Regions from separate parts of the Homo sapiens genome. Here region 1 is linked to region 2. A link is a loop called in an ENCODE intact Hi-C map of the cell type or tissue named here. Cell type or tissue: A673. All regions are shown on one strand. Links, peaks and the distances in the headings refer to the core of each region. The heading gives the core; the rest is flanking DNA.

The links. Peaks named below come from ENCODE experiments on the same cell type or tissue, not always from the same donor. Only the 100,000 strongest peaks of a DNase experiment are listed, where the experiment ranks them.
Region 1: a loop joins it to region 2, with 2.2 times the contacts of the local background. A loop is called at or near these places in 26 of 110 quality-filtered maps.

What each region holds. Positions count from the first base shown.
Region 1 is chr7:26,282,529-26,287,918 of GRCh38, forward strand. No RefSeq gene overlaps it. Among named protein-coding and RNA genes, the nearest start is that of SNX10, 6.6 kb to the right of the region's middle. In A673, for the core only: a CTCF peak has its summit at 2,731; a DNase peak (open chromatin) is centred at 2,703.
Region 2 is chr7:26,088,183-26,093,572 of GRCh38, forward strand. All of the region lies in intron 1 of LOC105375199 (a long non-coding RNA gene), which reads right to left. Among named protein-coding and RNA genes, the nearest start is that of NFE2L3, 61 kb to the right of the region's middle. In A673, for the core only: CTCF peaks have their summits at 2,940 (motif pointing right) and 3,895; DNase peaks (open chromatin) are centred at 2,539 and 2,979; H3K4me3 peaks cover 883 bases; H3K27ac peaks cover 483 bases.

The DNA of each region.
Region 1 (5,390 bases), core at 276-5,275, 190 kb after region 2:
GTGGTGGGCACCTGTAATCCCAGCTACTCCGGAGGCTGAGCCAGGAGAATTGCTTGAACCTGGGAGGGGGAGGTTGCAGTGAACTGAGATTGCACCATTGCACTCCAGCCTTGGCAACAGATCAAGACTCTGTCTCAAAACAAAACAAACAAACAAAAATTATCCGGGCATGGTGGTTTGTGCCTGTAGTCCCAGCAACTTGGGAGGCTAAGGTGGGAGGATCACTTGAGCCTGGGAGGTCAAGGTTGCAGTGAGCCATAATTGTGCCACTGCACTCTAGTCTGAGTGACAGAGAAAGACCCTGTCTCAAAGAAAAAAAAAAAAGAATACGACCTTCATTCAGTTTCTTAAAAGCAGGAGATGAAATTCTCATGTGAAAGATGCAGCATTTTTTTGGGAGGCTGAGGTGAGAGGATTGTTTGAGTCCAGCCTGGGGAACATAGCAAGATCTTGTCTCTAAACAAACAAACAAACAAACAAACGAAACCCCCCAAAACCCCCACAGCATTCTTTTTTTTTTTTTTTTTGAGACAGAGTCTCCCTCTGTCACCCAGGCTGGAGGGCAGTGGCGCGATCTCGGCTCACTGCAAGCTCCGCCTCCCAGGTTCACGCCATTCTCCTGCCTCAGCCTCCCAAGTAGCTGGGACTACAGGTGTGCACCACCACACCTGGCTAATTTTTCTTTGTATTTTTTAGTAGAGACGAGGTTTCACCGTGTTAGCCAGGATGGTCTTGATCTCCTGACCTCATGATCCTCCTGCCTCGGCTGGGACCTCCCAAAGTGCTGGGACCACAGGCATGAGCCACTGCACCTGGCCACCCCCGCAGCATTCTTATCAAGGATAGAAAGTTGAGACTGAGAAACTTCTGTACAGACCTTGTTAAAATAACTTTAACTGCTTCTGGGTCTTCATTTCCTTATGGGGGCTCCCATGCCATGTAAAACTTGTATTAAATAAACTTGCATGCTTTCATCCTGTTAATCTGTCTTACGTCAATTTAATTCTCCAGCCCAGCCTAAAAGAGGACAGAGGTGGAGTTTTGCTGCCCCTACAATACCTTCAGTGCTTGTCTCTTTGTGTATATAGATATATATATTTGTGTATATAAATAAAATATTTATAAATATTTATTTATGTACTATACTCTATTTTCTGTATAAATATATAGAAAATATATAAATATATCTTATAAATATATACATACATATATTTATATATCTTATAAATATATACATACACATATTTGTATATCTTATAAATATATACATACGCATATTTGTATATCTTATAAATATATACATACATATATTTGTATATCTTATAAATATATACATACATATATTTGTATATCTTATAAATATATACATACATATATTTGTGTATCTTATAAATCTATACATACATATATTTGTGTATCTTATAAATCTATACATACATATATTTGTGTATCTTATAAATCTATACATACATATATTTGTGTATCTTATAAATCTATACATACATATATTTGTGTATCTTATAAATCTATACATACATATATTTGTGTATCTTATAAATATATACATACATATATTTGTGTATCTTATAAATATATACATACATATATTTGTGTATCTTATAAATCTATACATACATATATTTGTGTATCTTATAAATATATACATACATATATTTGTGTATCATAAATATATACATACATATATTTGTATATCTTATAAATATATACATACATATATTTGTATATCTTATAAATATATACATACATATATTTATATATTATATATAGTGTATATAGAGAAATATATAGTATATATATAAATATATATATATTGTCTGTGTGTGTGTGTGTGTATATATATATATATATATATATATTTTTTTTTTTTTTTGACAGGGTCTTACTCTGTCACCCAGGCTGGAGTGCAGTGGCATGATAACAGCTCACTGCAGCTTCCACCTCCTGGGTTCAAGCAGTCCTCTCAACTCAGCCTGCTGAGAAGCTAGGACCACAGGTGTGCACCACTGTGCTTGGCTATTTTTTTTTTTAATTTATTTTTTGCAGAGATAAGGTCTCACTATGTTGCCCAAGCTAGGCTTGAATTCCTGGGTTCAGGCCTCTGGCCTTGGCCTCCCAACATACTGGAATTACAGGCATGAGTCACCGCGCCTGGCCTGTTTATACATTGTTGAATGCACTCTACGTAACATTTGAATGGTTCAAAAGGATATACATTAAAAAGCAATCTTCCTCTCATGTTTGCCCTTACCTCCTTATTTCTCCTCACCAAAGTTCATCCTTTCAGAGGAATTTCATACATATACATAGGTTGGTTGTTAAAAAAAAAACTTAGTCCTATGTATGTCCATTCACAGAAAATTGTATAAATGAGTATAAGTATACTTTCTTCTGCAAAAGTTGTCATAAAGAGATTTGGATATTATGCAACCATTTATTTAGGAAAGATGAGCTGTGCACTAAAAACAACGACATCAAAATCATGTTTATGAAGCTCTTTCCTACTCTGCTGCAGTCCTGGACTTAGTAATTTCTATCTATTATTTCGTAATGACAACCCTGTTGGATAGGTACTATTTCACAGATAAGAAAACTGAGGCTTAGAGACATGAAGTGACTTGCCTAAAGAATTTGGGGATTAGACAGAAGCTTTTCAGCGCTGGAGCCTGAGCCTTAACCACCGTACTCTACTACCTCCACATGGTTATAGACTATAATGCACCCAATATCCAGAACTAGTACCACGTGTACAGGTACTAAAGGCTATATGCAGAGCACTAAAGAAAACCAAACCCACCCAAGACAAAAAAAACCCAGCTTCTCCATGCAAGAAGATGGCTTCTCTACTGGTCTCTTGTTCTTTGGTTGAGTGTTGGTGCCAATTATACCATACTGCAATTTATATCAAAAGCTTAGAAATTAGATGATTGGGAATGGGTTTATGTTTGATATGCTCAGTAATGGCTAAGGTTTGTTTTGTTTTTGTCAGTTTTAATCAACCAATTTATTTTTAGTTTATAATAATAAAATAAAATTCACCATTGAAACCAATGCTTTTAAAATGCAGCTTTTTTTTTTCTTTTTTCTTTTCTTCTTTTTTTTTTTGAGACAGAGTGTCACTATGTCATCCAGGCTGAAATGCAGTGGCTGATCTCAGCTCACTGCAACCTCTGCCTCCCAGGTTCAAGTGAGTCTCTTCCCTCAGCTGCCCCAGTAGCTGGGACTACAAGTGTGCGCCACCACGCCTGGCTAATTTTTGTAGTTTTTAGTAAAGATGGGGTTTCACCATGTTGGCCAGGCTGGTCTTGAACTCCTGACCTCAAGTGATCTGCCCGCCTCGGCCTCCCAAAGTGCTGGGATTACAGGCATGAGCCACCACGTTAGGCCTTAAAATGTAGCTTTTGATAATGCAAGGGCTTTTTTGTTTTTGTTTTCTCTTTCCCAGGAATGAAGTTACTTTGGTAGAGCAGAATGAGCAGGACATCACTGCAGAGCATCCCTTGGTGGTCCTGGGGAATATTGGGCAAGGTGCCTACCTCTGCTTGGGTGTGTGCTCCTGTCAGTCGTGTAAAGCCAAATGAACATGTAGCAAGTCGTGTGGTGATAATTCCCATTATAGACACTTTAGCATTTACAGTGAGGATTGGTCTTCTTACTTGCAACTTCTGTAAGTGATAAAATGTGAGGATGTGAGATGCCCTTAGTGCTTCAACTTTGAAACAAAAATTTCAACTACTCCTTTTTCATATGTCTGAATTGTTACCATTTGCAAATATTTCTCTGAGTAGATTGGAATCTTGTTAATATTGAGCAATCAAATAGAGGGAAAAAAATGGGATGTTGAAACTGATAGGAGAGTCCAACGATCTTTCACAAATCCCTGATTTCAAATCTTGGTGTTCAACAAAACAGTTTCCAATGGTCATTGATTTCTCTATAATTAGCAAATGCTACAAAATTGAATTCATCAGATAAACGTATAGTAATGGAATTGTGTTTTTCTTTGTTTTATAAATGGGGTTCATTTGAAGAAAGGGTTCTGATGCTAAAGGCGTTCGAAAAACCAGTAAATTGGATCACTGTAGAGAGGCTACTGTAGGATTCTGAGAGTTGAGAGTGTCTGCAGGAGAATAGAACACAGAAGGTGAGTTCCACCATGATCTGGCCAAGACGAAATGTATGGATCTTGGACCTGAGTGGATCAAAGGAAGGGATTGGGTCAAAGGAAGTGCCAAAGTTAGCGTGTTTGGGGTGTTAACTGGGAGAACAGTAGTCCACTAACAAGAATAAGGAGGTGGGTGGATGGATGAGAAGTTAAACCCTTTCGTCTTACAAACAGGTAAGGTCACTCAAAACGTTTTTCTAGTCTTTTTTGGAGAGGCGTGCATAGGTTAAATATTTTGAAAAACTATATAAGATTGATATTCAAGAGTGGTTATTTTATTCACCATTAATCTATATTTCATTCTTTTGAAGAAACAGTAATTATAATCACAAGATCAGAAATCAAAATCCAAATTGTCATTTGTTTAGATTTTTTCTTACATCCCATTATTAGTTGCTTGATGAAAGATAAAAACTATCTTCCCTACATTGCAAATATTTCCTGTGACAGGTTTCCCAAGAAGGCAGAACCATTCATGTAAATGTAAAGGCAAAGTGTTTTTGAACACAATGTTATGTATATTATCAGTTAATTAAAATTTCTGAACATCAAGTCCAGGCAACTTCCATTTTTACTCTCTGTGGATTTTGCAATTTTCCCAAGAGATGGAGGAAGGACAGGGGGTGGAGGTGGCTTTCCTTAGTGTATGTAACTAAGTGCACTTAGCTTCGAGACAGGAGAGATTGGAGAAAAGGATCAAGTTATAATAATAGCTACAATTTACTGAACACTTACTGTTGACCCAGCACAAGAGCTTTACCCGGGTTATTTCATTTAAACTCCACAACAGCCCTATGAAGCTGGTGTAGTAGTACATCTACCACAAATACAAGAAAGCAAAATGTTCCTCAAATGCTCCCGTTACAGCCCTAAATACAAAGAACCGAGAAGATAGTCCATAAGACACAGAATAAAATATCTTTCCCCAGCATAAGGACATTATACCAAGAGAGGCAGAAATGATTATATATATATTTTTTCTTTTTTTTTGAGATGGAGTCTCGCTCTGTTGCCCAGGCTGGAGTGCAGTGGCGCAATCTCGGCTCACTGCAACTTCCCCCTCTAGGTTCAAGCAATTCTTCTGCCTCAGCCTCCCGAGTAGCTGGGATTACAGGTATGTGCCACCATGCCTGGTTAATTTTTTGTATTTGTAGTAGAGATGGGTTTTCACCATGTTGGCCAGGTTGGTCTTGGGACTCCTGACCTC
Region 2 (5,390 bases), core at 234-5,233:
GCTGGCCACATATACAAAAATAAACAAAGCTAAGACCAGCACCTACAGTACAGTATTACCTGGAACATGGTAGGCACTCAATAAATATTTGTCAGATGAATTAATGTGCCATTTAAAAGATACACAATATTGGGTCAGACGGCTGTGAAAGCCTTCGTCCAGCACCTGATGGCTTCCCCACAAACATGCCTAATAATCAAACAAGCTGCACTGATCCCTTTTTTATGTTCCCAGAACAATAATAATAGCTAACACTGTTAAACACTTACTAGGGGCCAGACACTTGCTTTACACATGTTGACTTAATCTTTATAACAATCCTATGAAACAGGAACTATGATCATCACCATTTCACAGAAGAGGAAACTGAGGCACAGAGAGGTTAAAGCAGCACAGAGCCTTACTTCACAATGCTTATAAGAAAAATTCTAGGACAATTAAATTCTAACTGATGGGTGCAGCATGGGATTTATTATCCAAATAGGAATTTGGTTGTATTAAAGCAATAGGAATTAGCCTGTGGGAAAAATCATCCTAGGCTGTAGAATTAGAGAAAAGGTCACAGTGGAGGTGGGATTTAAGCTACTTCTGAAGATAGAGGCCAGACTGAAGGATAAGGGAAACGGCATAAACAAAGGCCTGGGGCCAAAATATAGAAGGTGTGCCCAGAGACCTTCTGCCTGGAATGGAAACTGTGCCTCAGGGATTAGCAAGACGTAAATTTGGATACTGTGGGGTAGAGTCGGAGTACAGAGGACTTAGACACAGGCTAGGGAGCTTGGTTGGTTGTTTAAGAAGCCTGTCTGGTTTCTTGACTAGGAAATAGCCCAACAAGAAGTGAACTTAAGGGGCATTAGCTTGGCCAACAGCCTGTAAGAACAGTGGGAGAGGGCAGCGGCTTGAAGGCCTGGAGACCAATATGGCAGAGGCTGCATTAATCCAGGCCTGGAGACAACAGAAATGGAGAAAAGACACAGCTGTGAGAATATGTTATTAAAAATTCAGTAGCCATGCTGAGTACCTCCTCTGGGCCAGGCCAGTTGGGGCTATGAGCTCACTAGTTGGGGCTATGAGGTAAGTGTACCTACAAGGTAACCTCGAGACCAAGCCTGTGAGCTTACCTCGCTGCATCCTCACCGCAAACCTGGGAGAAGGGGTGTTATTGTCCCCATCCTAAAGAAAAGAAAACCAAGGCCCCAACTTCACCCACCTATGCTTCCAATGACATAAACAGGCTCTGGCAATGCATTGGATGCCTCAATTTCTTATCAAGAATAGCTCCTTTTTGCTTCTTCAAAGCCATTTGAGGTCAGGGAGGTAGTTGGAGGTTGATATGGTTTGGCTGTGTCCCCACCCAAATCTCAACTTGAATTGTTTCTCCCAGAATTCCCACGTGTTGTGGGAGGGACCCAGGGGGAAGTAACTGAATCATGGGGGCTGGTCTTTCCTGTGCTGTTCTTGTGATAGTGAGTAAGTCTCATGAGATCTGATGGGTTTATCAGGGTTTCCGCTTTGGCTTCTTCCTCATTTTTCTCTTGCTGCCACCACGTAAAAAGTGACTTTCACCTCCACCACGATTCTGAGGCCTCCCCAGCCATGTGGAACTATAAGCACAATTAAACCTCTTTTTATTCCCAGTTTCAGGTGTGCCTTTATCAGCAGCGCAAAAACGAACTGATATAGAGGTGATGAATTCTGTTTGGTGTTTATTGTGTCTGAGCTAACAGAAGGACACGCTGGTTCAGGGAGTTGAGAATCCTAGCCAGCATTCTCACAGCATCATCTCTGAGATTAGAGGAGCCTGCCCAACTGAGAGATAGTGACTGTGGCTAGGAAGGCTCTGTGAGAAGGGAAGAAACTGGCCCTTATCGACCATCCTTGACCTTTGCATCTCAAATCTCATTTAATCCATATAAAATGGGTATTGCTTAGGCCCTTTGAAAGCTAACATGCTGGGCCGGGCACGGTGGCTCACGCCTGTAATCCCAGCACTTTGGGAGGCCGAGGCAGATCAGTTACCTGAGGTCAGGAGTTTGAGACCAGCCTGACCAACATGGCAAAACCCTGTCTCTACTGAAAATACAAAAATTAGCTGGGTGTTCCCCGTCTCTACTAAAAATACAAAAATTAGCCGGGCGTGGTGGCGCGCGCCTGTAGTCCCAGCTACACGGGAGGCTGAGGCAGGAGAATGGCGTGAACCCGAGAGGCGGAGCTTGCAGTGAGTCGAGATCGCACCACTGCACTCCAGCCTGGGCGACAGAGCGAAACTCCATCTCAAAAAAAAAAAAAAAAAAAATTAGCTGGGTGTTGTGGTGGGTGCCTGTAATCCCAGCTACTCGAGAGGCTGAGGCAGGAGAATCAGTTGAACCCGGGAGGCAGAGGTTGCAGTGAGCCGAGATTGTACCATTGCACTGCAGCCTGGGTGACAAAGCGAGACTCCATCTCAAGAAAAAAAAAAAATAACATGCTGAGCATTAAGTAGCTAGCCCACAGAGAAACTGGGCTAGACCCCAGCCAGACACTTCCTACCCGAGAAGCCATACACAGCAGGGTGCGGTTTGGCTCGTCTAGGAATAAGTGAGCCCTTCTCACGGAACTGCTCTTGAGTTGAGGGCCCTTTTGCCACAAGCTGTGGGTTGAAAGGTGTAGGCAAAAGTTCACCTTTTAATCCACAGCTTGGTGATCCTTTTCTGAAAGAATTCTGGCTCTTCAATGCAGGTATAGTCAAGAAAAGAAAGTAGTCAAGAAAAGTCTTACCAAAGCAACATAGCTTAGTAAATTGCATATGTACATTTTCTTCTCTTTTATGAACATTCTTATTCCATGATTAGACAACAGCTCTTTAAAAATCGAGACAGCAAAAACGGTGACAGATTTGTCCCTGTCTTGCAAATACGACCCTTTCAGGGGTCTTTGTAAGTTGTGGAAAAGTAAGTCTGCCAATCCACCAGCAGATGTCTCTGTTTTGCCTAAATGAATAGGGCTCCCTCTGTTCTCAGCCACTCCATTTCAGATCCAATTAAACAAAACCCTTTCTCCGATTGTCCCCAGAGATCCCAACATGCTTAAAAGCAAAGAATTTTCTTCCTCCTTAATTTTTAAAATGGAGAAATGTAATGGAATAGTTTCTCATTCTCCTAAAAATCAGCATTCAAGTCTCATATACCCATTTCTTGTAAATCTTATAAAACCAAGCTTATACTGGTAGTTGCCAGGGGCTGGAGGAAGAAAGGAATGGAGAGTTATTATTTAATGGATACGGAGTTTCCGTTTTATAAGATGAAAAGAGTAGAGATTGATGGTGGTGACAGTTGCACAATATTATAAATGTATTTACTACCACTAACCGTACACTAGAAATGGATAAGATGGTAAATTTTACGTTTGTGTATTTTATCACAATAAAAAAAAATTGAGGGAGAAAAAAGCCAACCTTATACCAAAGAATATATTACCCTCAACTTTAGTCCTTACTGTAAATTCCACTCATGAATTGGCAAAATTAGCTTAAGGAAAGTAGATTTCGATAAAAGTTTAAATTCTGTGCTCTCAAAGTAAAAGTTTATTAGTGGACCACCTTTTGTGAATAAATAAGTCCATCTTGAGTGGAGATGGAACATCTCCTTTTGGAAGATTTTGTGATAGAAGAGATGCTGAAAAAGAATTTAACCTCGTGATGGAAGTCATTTTTCATTTAAAGTATCTCTACCGTGTATGATCCAGAGGCTCTGTTACTTTCTTCCTGTTATGCCTTTTCCCCTCAATAACTCTAAATTTAAAAATTAAGTAGAAAATACTAATTAATATTTGCTGAGTTTTTTTCTCCCTAAGCAAATTAGAGCCCCGTTTTCAGTCAATCCATGTGACCCTTGAGAAATGCCTCCCCTGTGTCAAAGCATGCCTGGTCCTGTAGGAACCCTTTTCAGCCAGCAGGACCCTCAGGAGACAGGGAAACCTTCTTGTCTAGAACCTCCAAACAGGAAGTGCCAAAAACTAAAACCTTGCCCGAGGCAAAGTGTTCTTGTCAAGATTCAGGTTTCTATGGCCACACCTTTTTACATCCTGACCACTAAGCCAAACTCATCGATTTCTATTTCACACTCAAAAACACACGTACACATGAAAAGGAGCACTTTAGGAATAGACTGACCCTAAGAGAAATAAAACCTCAAGAACTTCCAGTAAATTTATTCAGAAGATCTCAATATTGCACTTAAAATTCTATTTCAGTTCAACGAATCAACTTACATTGAAAAATGCATTTTCAAATGGAGGGCACATTAGGGATCTCAGCCCAAACATAGCTTGGGTGTTTTTCCAGCTGAATGTTGGCCTGACTCTCATACTAACCTCTCCTGTGTATGAGAGAGAGCATCAGCCTTGATGCAGCATTGATCCAATTCTCCTGTGCTAAGCATGTCTCGATTTCACGTAATCACTGTATATCACTTTCCTTTGTATTCAGGGTAGAAGCTGCCATCGGTGTTATTTCCTTGCATAACCCCCTGTTCTAGCTCGAACTGTACTAATGAGTGACCAGAATTTACTGCCACGTTGGACAACAGGGCCAGCTATGCTTTAAATGTTTCTTTTCACCGAAATAACCAGAACGTGTCAATCAGCTAATATTATGCCACCAGTGGCATCTCATTAAAACCTCTTTTTTATTTTTAGCTAGATTCTGTCAGGTGAACACCATCCAACTATTCAAATGTTGCTCCCCTTACAGAAGCTTTCAGAGGAATTTGGAGCTGAAGTTGCCAGCAACAGAGAGGGCCACAGCTAACGCGATAGAGCTGCTCACAGTGTTAGACCAGGCCTATGAAAACTTTGCACCGCAGATCCTCCCCAGGTGTAATCTAGGTGGGAGAAAGGCCTTCTAGCTCTGTAGTTGTCCTATCAAAAAACAAAAGTTTCTCCATGGAAAGCTCCACTTGTGGCCAAAGAGAAGAGGAATTGGAGACCTGGCAGGGAGGAGCTGTCAGAGCCCAGGGGGAGAGTGTGAAGCCATGGTCCTGGTGGCCAGACAGGCCTGCTTAGAGCCTGGCTCTGTCACCTGTTACTATGTGGCCTTCAACAAGTCACTTAAACTCTTAGATCTCAGTTTCTTCATTTATCAAATGGCAAAAACAAAATCCATCATGCTGGTATAATGGGGATACTTTTCTACAAATAGTAAATGCATGCATTTTTTACTAAATATCTTGTATATATATGTGTATACAAATTATAAACTAACTATAGATTTTCACAGCAAACATACCCAGATTAAGAAACAATGTAACCAGCACCTCATTCCCTCCTAAGAGTAACACATCCTGACACTTAACAAGATAGACTAGTTTTGCCTCATTTTGAACTTGATCTAAATGGAATCTTACAGTATGTAC